Regions from separate parts of the Homo sapiens genome. Here regions 2 and 3 are each linked to region 1. Evidence: chromatin loops called from intact Hi-C (ENCODE). Cell type or tissue: mammary epithelial cell. All regions are shown on one strand.

Evidence for each region. Peaks named below come from ENCODE experiments on the same cell type or tissue, not always from the same donor. Only the 100,000 strongest peaks of a DNase experiment are listed, where the experiment ranks them.
Region 2: a loop joins it to region 1, with 6 times the contacts of the local background. A loop is called at or near these places in 16 of 110 quality-filtered maps.
Region 3: it touches region 1 in a loop (8-fold over the local background); 5 of 110 quality-filtered maps call a loop at or near these places.

What each region holds. Positions count from the first base shown.
Region 1 is chr6:134,638,608-134,643,607 of GRCh38, reverse strand. No RefSeq gene overlaps it. Among named protein-coding and RNA genes, the nearest start is that of LINC03002, 100 kb to the right of the region's middle. In mammary epithelial cell, a CTCF peak has its summit at 2,480 (motif pointing right); a DNase peak (open chromatin) is centred at 2,457; H3K27ac peaks cover 1,928 bases.
Region 2 is chr6:134,420,254-134,425,253 of GRCh38, reverse strand. No RefSeq gene overlaps it. Among named protein-coding and RNA genes, the nearest start is that of LINC01010, 15 kb to the left of the region's middle. In mammary epithelial cell, no CTCF peak of the experiment used is centred here; DNase peaks (open chromatin) are centred at 283, 2,313, 4,353 and 4,523; H3K27ac peaks cover 4,557 bases.
Region 3 is chr6:134,285,793-134,290,792 of GRCh38, reverse strand. The region is part of intron 1 of SGK1 (serum/glucocorticoid regulated kinase 1); the gene reads left to right. Among named protein-coding and RNA genes, the nearest start is that of SGK1, 30 kb to the left of the region's middle. In mammary epithelial cell, no CTCF peak of the experiment used is centred here; a DNase peak (open chromatin) is centred at 1,932; H3K27ac peaks cover 3,367 bases.

The DNA of each region.
Region 1 (5,000 bases):
TCTCCTGGCCTTCTCTCCAGGCATACTGGCTTTCTTTCTTTTCCAACTCACCAAGCTGGTTCCCACCTCAGGTTCTTCGCAATTGCTGTTCTCCTTGCCTGCACTACTCTGCCCTGAGACCTTTGCATGCCCAGTTCCTCCTAAGTGTATTATCATCTTCTTAAGAGGCTGGGTGGCCCACCCTGACGACACTATCCATCCATAGTGCTGCTCAGTACAAAAAGGTAAAGAACAAGTGTGAGTGCAATTTTAGATGCTCAAGTAGCCACAGTGAAAGCACATAAAAAGAGGTTAAATCCTTCTTCATGATATTTTTATTTAATCCAGTATATCTAAGATATTTTCAACGATTAGTATAAAAATGTTAATGAGATAATTTTCTATTCTTTTTCTCATACTAAGTTTTTGAAATTCAGTTCATCTCTTACAGCACATCTCAACATGGACTGGACACATTTCAAATACTCAGGAGGCACATATGGCTAGTGGCAACTGTATTGGACAGCACAGATCTAAAACAAACCCTCACCTCCAGCCACTCTCAATCACATCGCCCTGCTTTATCATGATTGTAACGCTTATTAGTGTTTGAAATTACCTGGCTTATTTACTTGAACATTATTCCGCCTTGTTCTCTATCTGTACCCTGCCCATGAAAAGTAAAGTCCAAAAGACCAAGGGCTTCATTTTATTCTTTGTTGTGTTTTCAAAGCTTAGTATATTGCGAGTTTTCAATAAATATTTATTGAAAGTTAAATGAATGAGAAACAAATGTAATGTTAAAAACAGTGGAATCTGTATGTGGCTTTTACTGTTTCAGTTTTCCCTCCCTTGTGCGATATTTCAGATAGATGATGAAATGATAATATCAACCCCACAAGTGTTACTCCCCTTCCTCTCCATTTCCATGTCCCAGTGTAACTATTGGGCATTGTCTGTGTCCTATATTTTTTCTGGTATGAATTGACTTATAAAGAGAAAGCATTTTCTGATCTACTTTAGACCTAGTCTCAAGTTAGCATTCAACTCACACTAAGCAGGGAAAAAAAACAAACATCTGGACTTTCTCTTCTTTCTTCCATTAACCATTACAAGATTTTTTCAGACAGTAGTCAAGCTGTAACTTGTATTTATTATCTTTTTAGCCAATGGGAGGAAAACCAGGATCTGTGATCAGTTGCAGGCCTTGGAAACTTCCAAGACACCCAGAGTCCTGGGAATTTCCCTCCATTGCCGCTCTGGAGCTGACCCAGGCTTGCCTGCTACTGCGGCTGTATGTCACAGTAGGCAAGGGTTCCAGATCTGTCTGTGCTTATTGCCTCCATCTGTAAAGAATAAACTACAATTATTGCTTATTCCAATATAAGGCTATAGAGAAAATAACAACAGAGTACTTTATGCCCAGTAATGAAAAGCATTGTTCGTGGCCCTACAAAGCAATGGGCATTGCCTTAGTAATTAAGCTTATGTTCCATGCACAGATACTACAATTAAAAACTTTCAGAGTCTTGGAGGGTGGATCCATACTATAGGCAAAGGATAAAAAATAAGTAGGATTTGAAAAGCATGCTTACTCTTTGTAAACTTAGAGAACTTTGAGAAAAGAGAAAAGTTTCTGCAAGCTAGTTTTGGCATTTAATTACATTAGCGTACAACTATTCCTTGGTGAGACAGAATGAAGAGAACCTTGACCCAATTCAGTCCCACCCCTTCCCTATCTTCTCCTCTCTTCTTCCCCTGGTTATCTTTGAAATTATACTCCAGGATAAGCCTGGCTTTGGTTTATCTGCAAACAAAAGGGCTGTCAAATTTAAGAATGTTATGTTTTCGCTTCAGAATTCATTCATTCATTTAAAAATTATGTTGTACACCTATGGGAAATGCAAATGTAAATAAGACCTTAGAGGGGCTTACATTTTAGCAGATTGTACATTCATTAAACAATTTAGTTATTCAATTACAATCGTAATGGGTGCCTTGAAGGAGAAGAATCAGGTGGTATGAGAAGATTTAAGGAAGTCCTGATTGAGACTTTCCTGTGAAGGTGGCCCTTCAGCTACATTCTGAAGGAGAGATACGATTTAGGAGATGAAGGGGGTGAGGAAGTTTTTAGGCAGAGAGAGAAGCACATGTCAGTGTGTTGAGTCAGGGAATAACCTGGCATAATCAAGAGACCCAGACATGGCCAGGGTGGACCAGCCAGCACCCCAGAGGGCTCCCAGATGAGAGGCTAATGAAGCAACAAGAGCCAGAGCCCAGAGCCTCTGCCATTCTCCCCAGTGGTGCTTCCTGTTACAGAATTGAGAGATCCTCTTCATTCATTTCCCTGACACTTGCATATTTAGGAGGTATCTGACATGTGACGCACTGAAAAGTTGTGGCTTTGCTCATGTGCTATAAGCAGTAGAGACACAATTCCTTCTGCTTCTGTCTGGAACATATCTCAGCTGACTCATCTGCTGCAGTAGCAGACAATGAGCACCAGGGGGCAGAAAGCATTCTTCTGTGTTTGCTCTGGTAGACCACAAAATGGTGAAATGTGCACTCACTTTGACCTAAAGTATTAAACAAGGAATTAGCTACTACCATGATTGGAGGTCATTGCCTTTCTAATCTTACCCAAGCATTACACAAGAAACCAACAAAACTCTTGGTGAGTTTATTGAGTATGATTTAATTCACTCTGAATTAAACCAGGAAGCGTAACTAACATGTCTTAATGAAGCTGTGACTGTCACATGATGATGGTTTAGAAAGAAGAGGGCCATTTGAGGGGATGTCTCAAAATATTGTACTAGGGAAACAAGGAAGGACGAACCATAGAAGCACAGTCTTCAGCTGTCTTCCAAGACTGTTTCCAGGTAGAAATGAGAGGTGGAAACCGTAAGAGAGGTGCAGAAGGTCTTAAATATGTAATTGGGTAGGTCAATGCAATTTGAGAGTTGATAAGCTATTAATACGAAGACAATGTGACTTTTGGCAGCTATGTTTCCAACAAATGATTACCTCTGGGGAAAACCGATAAATAAACAAGGCTTCTCATTACAACAAATTGGTCATGGATTGGGTGGTATTAACCTCACACTAATCATGTCTTACTGATTGATGCAGATGGAAGTCTCATGCCAGTCACGAGTCAAACCAAATAATTAGCAGATGTCACCAATGCCGATCTGCTGATGTCTAAAAATGGAACAAGTGAATCAGCAAACTATTTAGGAAAGTAAGGCTATGCCAACCATTCTGTCATTAAGAGCCTTGTAAGGGCAATATGGTCTATGTGTCATCAGGGTCCCTCAGCGTGACCATGAAAAAGAAAATGGATACCTATATGCTAAACATAACTATAACCATTGACTATGTGTATAAATACCATATTATGTAGATTATTTTTAAAGTCTCAAAAAGTACTTAAAACTAATTACTAGGACAATGCCTCCCTGTTATTATTGTTATTGTCACTGTCATCATCAAAAGCAAATGGCACTGGTTAAAGTGAGGCATGATCTTTTTTCTCTGGAAGTACATACTTTGATAATAAAATACTAATACACATGAATGTAAGAAATATATAAGTAAATATACATGGAGCTAATATAGAAAAGCCTAACACAGGCATCACTGAAATAAGAAAGGAAAGTTTGATTTACTGAAACTTAATAGACATACTTATGTGACAGTTATTATGCTGGGCACTTTATAAACATTGCTATATTTATATTTCATAGCAATCCTGTGGAGTTGGGTTTACCATTACCTTCATTTTACAATAGACTTGGGAAAGTGGAGTAATTTGTATAGCAAGTGGCAGAGTCAAATATGGAAACAAGTCTGTCCGTAGGGACCTTTGTTAATATTGGTCACCCAACATCCATCTCCACTTCCTATCAACATCTTCCATTTCCTTTGGAGGATTTGCTTTTCCCCCATTGTGGAGAGTTCTAGTAGATCAGAAAATTCAGATAATCTGTTCTTCCTCAATGAAAGTAAAGAGTAGCCTCTGGACAGATTCTTTCTGTTGAAAGGATCTGGAGGGAAGGCCTTCTAAGATCTAAGCCTGGTCAACTGGACTTTCAACCCAGATACAAGGAGGGAAGAAACTGTTCCTGCCAAAAGTCTCTTTCCTTGTTCCTATTCTACTTCTGGAACTGCTCCTTCAGACTTCCATTGATTTGGTGTGTTGTGGTCACCAATATCCTTCTAATAAATTGAATCATAGTTGCCCATACCAAAGAACCTAATGCCTCAAAGTAAATTCACTTTCAACCCCTCCAAACTTCAATCGTGCCAAGAAAATACAATATTTTTAATCTCTATTTCAAATACTGAAATAACTTCACAAATAATAGGTTAGGTAGAAGTCTTTGTCACAAATAGAATAATTTGCAAATCAAAGCAATGTTAACCTTTGTTTTCATCGCAATCATTATTTTTGTGTAAATTCAATACATGGAGTTGGTTATATCTATGTAACAATAGCTTATCTTTTAGGTAGATTAGAATTTTTTCTAAGACTACCATTTATACTTTTTTCTTTTTCTTTTTCTTTTTTTTTTTTTTTTTTGAGATGGAGTCTCACTGTGTCACCCAGTCTGGAGTGCAGTGGCACTATCTCGGCTCACTGCAATGTCTGCCTCCCAGACTCAGGTGATTCTCGTGCCTCAGCCTCCCGAGTAGCGGGGACTACAGGCGCCTGCCACCACACTCAGCTAATTTTTGTATTATTATTATTTTTTTAGTAGAGACGGGGTTTCATCATGTTGGTCAGGCTGGTCTCGAACTTCTGACCTCAAGTGATCCACCTGCCTTGGCCTTCCAAAGTGCTGGGATTACAGGTGTGAGCCACTGCCCTGAGACCATTTATACTCTTTTCTGACATGATTCCTTCCCTTTGTAATACAAAAGTAAACTCCAGCTGCTTACTGTGTCTAGATAGGCCAATTCTGAATTTGTAGGTAATTCACAGTAATTGCTCTTATTAACTGAATTCTTACCAAGTG
Region 2 (5,000 bases), 220 kb after region 1:
AAAGATTCAAAGCCCTTTTTTCTGCTGTCATGTTCTACACTCTTTCTATCAAATAACACTTGCCTCAAGGGACTAACCAAAGAAAAATTGAACATACAGATGATCTTCACCTCAATATTCCTAAGCTTTCTTCCTTTGCCCATCATTTTTATGGTGGAGATGGCTGAAAAAGAATATAAACTGTAAATAATATGAGTAAGAGGGGAGAGAATCACAAGAGTAGAAGAGTTATAATATTCATTAAATGACTACAGAGGCAGGGAAAACCCGAGTGTGATGACATTAACATGGTCATGAAAAAGTCATAGAGAATCACAGTTACACAACACTATAGGTGAATGCACCTGCTTGATCTCTCTTGTCATATCACCTCCCCCATTCTCTTTTCTTCATAGCATTTATACTGTTTTATAGCATCCTCTGAGATTATCCTAATTATCCTGTGTTTATTAATATTTACTAATAATTATTTAGCTCCTGCATTCGAATTTTCAATTCCTTTGGGCAAGGATCATGGTGTTTTGTTCAATGCTGCATCCCCAGAGCCTAGAAAAACATTGGTGCATAGTAATTACTCAATAAATATTTGTTGAATGAATGAATGTCATCAAAAAGCAGCCAGAGGAAAATGACTTTTAAGCAACATGGTATAAACAAAAAAACTAGCTGAACTTGTTTTACTTATCAACATTGGTTATGAAAGGTTGTATATAACCAATACTTACAGGGTAATTTCTTTTCCTACAACTGATACAACTGATATTTCCTAAAAATATAAAAGGAAGTCTCAAAAATCCCTGAAAGATATGCAAGTAATCTCAGGGGGAAAAAAGTTACAAAGATTACTTCATTATAAGGCACTAAAAAGGAAACTTATAAAAGCCACGCTGTATTTTCCTGTTAGGGCAGTGTTAAATAAATTACTCAGCAAATTCTCAAGTTGTGTAAGAATAGTGCTTTGGCCCAAAATTTAGGAGCCAGTAAGTCAAACTGGAAATAAGACCATTTTTTTTTTAATGGACAATGAGCACTCACTCTCTGAAATTCTCATCTTTTATCTTACTGTAGTTTTTTTAAATACTTATGTCATTTTTACCAAATAGTAGAATTATTTTTATACATTGGAAACTGAAAAGCTGATCTTGTGCCTTTCTTATATAAATAACCTTTTTGAATAAAAAGATAAACATGAATGAATAAAGAAGTAGACTCCAAGTTTTAAACAGTCTACTTACAAAGAGTGTTTTAAAGCATCACCATTTTGTAAGTTGGGAACTGTCTGTATTTTTTATTTTATTTTATTTTATTTTATTTTATTTTATTTTATTTTTTTTGAGACAGAGTCTTGCTCTGTCATCCAGGCCGGCGTGCAATAGAGTCATCTTGGCTCACTGCAACATCCAACCCCTGGGTTCAAGTGATCCTTCTGCCTCAGCCTCCCAAGTAGCTGGGGTTACAGGTGTGTGCCACCACGCCTGGCTAATTTTTGTATTTTTAGTAGAGACAGAATTTCACCATGTTGGCTAGAATGTTCTTGAACTCCTAACCTCAAGTGATCCACCCGCCTCGGCCTCCCAAAGTGCTGGGATTACAGGCGTGAGCCACCGCTCCTGGCTAGTATTTATACGTAGTAAACAATATCTTATAGGCCTTTCATCACAGACCAACTTTTCTTAAACTCATCAGTATTTAAAACGTCTGCTTCTTAGGAATTCCTTCTTGTATGAAACTATGTCTTCTAAACATTCTTTTGGCAATTCTTTAAACAAATAATAACTGATACCTACGACAATTGCCAAATTCTTCTTGTTTCTAAATTCTCCTTTGCAGTTTAATAAAAACAGTCATATTCTCTCCTGCAAAGTTCCTGTATCTCTTCTCCCTTTCCTTTTGGGGATCATAAACCATAAGTAGCCATCTTTCATAGCTTTTACTTACACATTTTCCCTACACTTTCACTTGTGTTTTACAGTCAGAAAAGAAGAGCAACGGTTAACGCAGACACAAGAGTGTGCAAGCCAGCCCCAGTCCTTCCTCACCTCCCACCCAACAGCATCAGCCTTGCCCTGTCTTCCCCAGACATGGCCACAAATCTATCTAATCACTTATTCTCAGTTTCCTCTTCCTGAACCCTCCCAACACCAAAAGTGGCAGCTCTGACAGAAAAATACCAAACCCACTTCCATCTGAGTTCCCTAGGTTTGGTGTAGTCAAAACAACTGCTTCGCCAGTTGACTCATCTCACAGGTCACTCACCAACTCATGGTCGTCATCATTATCTATAGACCATGGAACATTCTATCCATCTGGTTAGAAAAGTGACTAATAGTGTTGGGATTTTTTTCGCCACAAAAACAAGCATTCCGTCTCTTTCATTTTGGTGTGGAATGTGAGGCCTCCATTGCTGAGTACTTTCACCACTGTGATTGAGGAAATTTTCATTTGGTAAGAAATTGAGCTCATGATGAAGACGTGTTTACTAATAGCTGTCTGTACTTCTGTTTTATTTTTACCGTACTTGGGAATTGTATTGCCTCTAGGTTTATCTATCTTGAATTCTAAGCATAACTGGGAAATGAGTTAAAAATTCCATATAAAGATTTGGCTTTTCTTTGACCAATAATGCAGTGGAATGCAGAAGTGGGAGGTACAGGTAGAAAGAGAGAGAGGAAATGCATTTTCCCTGGTGCAGAGTAACCTTCTGGTTCTGTTAAAGTTAAAAAAAAATTACTAGCTATTCTGTGTTAAAAGTAGCCTTAAATTTTTTAAATTACTATGATATTGAGGCTGAGCACAGTGGCTCATGCCTGTAATCCCAGCACTTTGGGAGGCCAAGGCAGGCGGATCACCTGAGGTCAGGAGTTCGATACCAGCCTGGCCAACGTGGTGAAACCCCATCTCTACTAAAAATACAAAAATTAGCCAAGTATGGTGGCAGGTGCCTGTAATCCCAGCTAGTTGGGAGGCCGAGGCGGAAGAATCTCTTGAACCTGGGAGGCGGAGTTTGCAGTGAGCCGAGATCGCACCACTGTACTCCAGCCTGGGGGACTGAGCAAGACTCTGTCTCAAAAATAAATAAATAAATAAATAAATAAATACATAAATAAATAAATAAAATAAATCACTGTGATATTGGACAAACATTATCATAAAAATTTATTTTTTAATAAAGAACAAAACCACATTATCATATAAGTCTGGCAAATCTGCTTTGATTTTTTCTAGATTGAGTTATTGGATCTCTGTTAAACTGTTATTAGATAGAACAAATATATGCATTATACTATTATCTTCTTTTCCCCTGGGCCCTTCTATTTAATTAGGACAAGGTAACTTGAAAACATGTAAAGTACTGTCATCAAAAACATATATCTACTGAATGCCTCCCCTTACCCTCATTGGCCAAGTGTCATATTAGGTATACTGAAGATACAAAGATCCTTGCCTTCTGGGACTTTACATTTTAGTGTCAGAGACAGAAGAGATGTATGAGAAAATAAACACAGAAGAAAGAGCAGATGCTATGAATCCCCATGACACATCTGTTTTCAAATGAGAAACAGCATAAACAATGTGAAGGCTGAATTCCACACATCATTCTCGGGTCCAATTTATTTGCCAACTCTAGGAAAGATAAACTCAGATATTATTGTGATATTCACACAACTATCACCATGAAGAACAGATTTTCTGATTCAAGGAGAAGGAAAAAAACAGCTTTCTCTTCTTGAGAACTGAATTATTCTTCCCTCTTAACACTTCTGTGAATTTTTCCTGCTAAATATAACAGCCAAAACAAGGGGCCTGAAGCCCAATTTGGTTGCATTGCAAGACAAATAACATCCATACTAATAACAGCAGCTATAATGTATTGAACCCCTATTGTAATAGGCTCCATGTTAAGCATATTTACATATATCTTCTCATTCAAACATCATAACAATCCTGGAAGAAACGTGCTATGATGCCCTTTGAGTAAAAGACCAGAAGGATTAAGTAAAATGACCAAGTATTATGCATAAACCATGGCTGGGCAGGATTTGCACCCAGGTCCATCCATCTAAAAACCCGTTTCTTTTCATTACCTCAGAAGAGAAGTGGTTATTCCATTTCCCTAGGATGAGTAATTCCTCTGTGAAGGAAATACCAACATTCTTTCAATGCTTATCTACAGAGGAGGGTGGAGGAGGAACGGATAAGGTGGAAAAAGTCAGTGAGGATTAGGAATGACATCCCAAGGCTGAATCACTTATCCATTTATTTAATCAAACAAGTTTATATTGAAGGCCAAATAGGTGCTGGATACAGGAGACTGGACTGTAAAATAGAGATGCATCATGCCACTCAGGGAGCTACAGTCTCATGGAGAAGACAGACCAAGAAGACAAGCACGTCAAATAAGGAAACAAACAGGGCACCCAAATAGGGAATCATGGGAGGTGGTGGTGGCCCGCTTTGAATACCACTGTTGCTGTTTACTTTCCAGCTTTCTCTAAGGAAGTGACATATAAGCTGAGCCTGAAAGATGAAGAGGAGCAGATTGTATGCAGAGCAGAGGGAAGAGCAAGCTGATGGAGGTGACTAATCAGAGGGCCTGATGGTCAAGTGCTCAAGGTGGAGTTAAAGGAAACCCTGCTTTCTTGACATCACCAGCTGCTCAGAAGCCTTCAGCAGGCATCCTAGACCTTCTCCTTCTCTAAGGGATGGGCCTCACCTACTTTCTTCAGCTGAGACCTGGCACAGACCCTTGGAGCTTCTAAGGACCCCATTGTAGCCTTGGGGTGGAGGCCCATGGCACCACTGCCCTCTCCCTGGGATAAAGGTCCTGGGGCCACTTCTCAGGGCTGTGTCCCTCTATCAGGAGGTAATTGTCTCTCCCAAATCACCTTCTTCTTCTTCCTTTTTCTTCACCCCATTAAAAAAAGGGTACAGAATACCTTTCTTTTTTCTTTTTTTTTCTTTTTTTTTTGAGACAGTCTGTCACTCCATCACCCAGGCTG
Region 3 (5,000 bases), 350 kb after region 1:
ACTTCTGTGGCTCAAGCAGAGAGCCTGAAAATAGGGAATATGTTTGAACAGCAAAGTAGAAAATAAACTAGCTAGGACTTCGCAGGCCTCCTTAAGAAGTTCTGTCATTATCTGAGGCACAATGAGAAGCTCCATGTATTGAACAGAGCTGCAGCGCCCTGCCATTTTCCTCCCCTAAGTTATTGCTTCTACGGGTCCTTCACTGTGAACTACACTCTTCATTTTTTCTGTCTCTGCTTGCTCAACTCACAACCATTATTTGGAACATTAATTTCAAGTGCCATCTCTTCCATGGAAAATGTCCTCCTCATCCCAAACCAAATGGAGCTTGTATTGCTGTCATTTGTCTTTGTTTTTTTTTTTTGACAGAAAATCACAGATTTATTGAAACAAAAGTACACTCCACAGAGTGGGAGTAGGCTCCAACAAGTCTTTTTCTTTTCTTTTCTTTTCTTTTCTTTTTTTTTTAGAGGCAGGGTCTTGCTGTGTCACTCAGGCTGGAGTGTAGTGGCAAGATCATAGCTCAGTGCAGCCTCGAACTCCTGCGCTCAAACAATCCTCCCACCTCAGCCTCCTGAGTAGCTAGGACTACAGATGTATGCCAACATGCATAGCTAATTTTTTTTTTTTTTTTTTTTTTTTGAGAAGGAGCTTTGCTCTTGTTGCCCAGGCTGGAGTGCAATGGCGTGGTCTCGGCTCACTGTAACCTCCCCCTCACGGGTTCAAACAATCCTCCTGCCTCAGCCTCCTGAGTAGTGGGATTACAAGTGCCTGCCACCACGCCCAGCTAATTTTTGTATTTTTTTAGTAGAGATGGGGTTTCACCATGTTGGTAAGGCTGGTCTTGAACTCTTGATCTCATGTGATCCACCCGCCTCAGCCTCCCAAAGTGCTGGGATTACAAGCATGAACCACTGCACCAGGCCACATAGCTACTTTTTTATTTTTTGTAGAGACAGAGGTCTCACTGTGTCGCCCAGGCTGGTCTTGAACTCCTGTGCTCAAGTGATCCGCTCGCCTCAGCCTCTGTATGTCTTTTTCTCTGCTACATATGAGACCTATAGGGTCTGATGTGGTAGCCACCAGCTACATGTGACTATTGAGCACCTGAATTGTGGCTAGTCTGAATCGAGATGTACTTTAGATGTAAAATACATACCAGATTTTAAACACAGTATGGAAAAAAAAAGAGAATATAAAATATTTCATTAATAATTTTATATTAAGTACAATTTAGAATGATAATGTTGGGGGTACATTGAGTTAAATAAAGTATATGTTTGAAATTAATTTCATGTTTCTTTTTACTTCACTTAATGTGTCCATTAGAACATTTACATTGTGTCTGTGGTTTATATTCTATTCCTATTGGACTGCACTCCTCTAGACTATACACTTCCTGAGTAGTAAAGGCTTATCCAATTATTCATCTGTTTATCCCCCAGGGAACACTAGCTTGTTCATAGTGGAAGAATCAATGAATATTGTTTAAATTCATTGCCAATTAAAAGAAATACTTTGCAATTTTAGTACACTACCTCCTTTCCACCTGAAATGTGCAGCCGAACTCCACAGTGAAAATGGGTAGACAAGGGAGACAGAGTTTTTTCCAGCCCCTATGAAGGCTAAAGGTATGGAACATGTGGTGTGGTCATGGAGGACACAGCAAGCCAAGACTGCTGATTCAGACAGGTTTCTCTATTTCCAAAACAAGAACTTTTATTGCAGAGTATGGAGGGAGCATTAGGACAGGAGGATCTTTGTGGTTTCTCACTGTATCTGTGGAAAAAATCTGAGGTTAAGGTTTAAATTAAACTGACATTTAAAAGAGCCTTTGTAGGCTCTTACTATGTGTATGTTAGCATCTGTTGCTATAGCTAAACTGACACTGATTATTATGAATGATGCTTTATGAGTGATGGAATAAAAATGTGGTTTCCTGCTTATGGACATTTCCTGGTGTTGGTTTCATCCTCTTTAATGATGAGATCAAGACCAGGGAAAATTACTAAGAGTATAGAAAACGTATCACAAAGAAAATATTATTAGGATACCAAGCATTTCTGAGATGGAAAAAAAAGTATTTAGAACTTCCGAATACCGCCTCTGTAATTTTATGAATTGTTTTGTTTCTGCTGGCTTCTGGTTTTGCAATCAGTTCTCCTTATGATTCACAGAGGCTCCCTCATGACTACCTTCACATGTGTTCCCCTTTTTGTTCAGAGACCTCTGAGGATGAACCAATGTATTTCTCATCATAAAATGGTTGAAGACATCTCTTTGCCCATTAGAAAGCCTAATTTCAAGGATTTTATGTTTTACCCTTGGAAAAGATGTTTAGTTTTAAACAGGCTTTTTCTCCAGGCGTATTTTCTACTGATCTCACAAAAGAGCTTCTGCTTCAACCAGACCTGTCTCCTCACTGTTCCTTGAAATGCCACTAGTTCTCTGTGTTTATTGCAACCTCTATCCTGCTACTGACCAAGGGTTCTCTCTGAATGTTTTACATTCAGACTCCACTTAAAAACTTGTCAGATTGCTACTGAAGTTTAAGTATGGAAAGAATTCTTGTAGTAGCCCTTCCCATAGGGCAATATCTCTTTTTACCATAACCAAGTTGCTCCTGTTTTAGCTTAGGCTAAACTTAATTTGCCTTCATTTTCCCCAGCTGTAAGAAGGGTCTTGGTAAACACTAACCTTCCGGTCTGAGTCATGTTTAGCCCTCATGATCTGAAGACATCCCAAGAGATCTCTTGTCTTAGTTTATGTTCCTTATCATTTTATCTATTAGAGTCACATCTTAGGTTAGGTAAGGAGATGGCATCTTTGTGTAAGACAAAATAACAAACATGAAAAGCTATGTTTACTCATTTCTGCTTGCCAACAAAGTAACTTCACAAAGCTCCTGACTCTGTGACAACATACAGCTCTCCAAAAGATACTTTAACAACAAAACAAAATAGAGCACAGGGTCCCCTATGTCTCTTGCATAGTACAAAATTACTTTCCATAAAAAAACTCTAATACATGTAAATACAAAAACACACAATTCATCTTAAAATGTACAAATTGATATTCTAACTTTATTAAGTCATTATCACATTTTCCAATCTACAACTCACTTTAATACTATTAAATATATACTATTATACACAACCTATACTATCCTTATAGTAGTCTTATTAAAATATTATATTAAATATAAAAAACCAAATCACAGTAAATAAAAAATAAATACAATCCAAAACGTATTTTCCAATAAATAGACAAATATACACACTAGGCCCAATACTCATTCCTTACTCCTACAACTCAAAATTACCAATCTTCCTTAAAAAAAAAAAAAAAGCCTTCTTATCTATATAAACAATCATTAATCTTATAAATACAACCAGACAATTAATTTATAACAAAAAAATTTATAGGACAAAATAACAAACATAAAAAAATTATATTTATTCATTTCTACTTGCCAACATAATTTTACAAAACTCCTGACTCTATAACATATAATTCTCCAAGGCTGGGAGTGGTGGCTCATGCCTGTAATCCCAGCTATCTGGGAGCCCGAGGCAGGTGGATCATTTGAGGTCACAAATTTGAGACCAGTCTGGCCAACATGGTGAAACCCCATCTCTACCAAAAACACAAAAATTAGCTGGGCATGGTGACATGTGCCTGAAGTCCCAGCTACTTGGGAGGCTGAGGCTAGAAAATTGCTTGAACCCAGAAGGTGGGGGTAGCAGTGAGCCAAGATGGTACCACTGTGACACTCCGTCTCAAAAAACAAAACAAAAAAAGACTTCTCCAAGAAAATACTGTAGAGACAAAACAAAATAAGACATACAACTCCCAAATGCCCCCAACCTCTCTTTACCTAAATCACTATATTCCTTAAAAAATAAAAAGCCCTAGTCCTTGTCTTTTTCTACACACAAAATAATGTCTAACAAAATTAATAATTATACTTCTATAACCTATAACCAGATAACTAAATATACTCTTTTTTAAAAATTTGTGTTTTTAGGCCAGGCACAGTGGCTCACGCCTGTAATCTCAGCACTTTGGGAGGCTGAGGCGGGCGGATCACAAGGTCAGGAGATTGAGACCATCCTGGCTAACACGGGGAAGCCCCGTCTCTACTAAAAAATACAAAAAAATTAGCCGGGCATCGTGTCCCAGCCTGTAGTCCCAGCTAATCTGGAGGCTGAGGCAGGAGAATGGCTTGAACCCGGGAGGCGGAGCTTGCAGTGAGCCGAGATCGCGCCACTGCACTCAGCGAGACTCCGTCTCAAAAAAAAAAAAAAAAAAAAATATTGTATTTTGTTTTTAGACAAGGTCTTGCTCTGTGCTCTGTCACCCACGCTGGAGTGCAGTGGCAATCACGGCTTACTGCAGCCTTAATCTCCCAGGCTCAGGAGGTCCTCCTACCTCAGCCTCCCAAGCAGTTGGGACTACAGGTGTGCACCACCATGCCCAGCTAATTATTTTATTTTTTGTAGAGACAGGCCTCCTAAAGTGTTGGGATTACAGGCATGAGCCACGAGGCGCAGCCCAAATATACTCTTACGTTCAAACCTTAATATAATTCTACTTTAATATAACTTCTAAACAAATCTAATACAATTTTATACATACTAAACCTCCACCACCTGTATATAAATAGATTAAAATATTAGCCAAAACAGGTTACTAACGAAACCTCTCTACAAACTACTTCCAGACTGTAGTCATCAGTCTACAGCCTGCAATAAGACTTCTAAAGAAAACTCACTTTAATTCTTTAAAAACTTATTTTTGTTTGGTTTGGTTTTAGTCAACACTTTTCACAAGAAAATTACTGGTGAAGTGGGACAGTCCACCTTGGAAGGCAAACTCTTCAGCAACTCCGTCCTCTCAGCCAATACCAGTCAGTTGTTCCTAACATTTGTTTCCCAGCAAATTTTATCTTTTTATCCCTTAAAAAAAATACTGACCTTTAGCACAAGTTAATGGTCTCT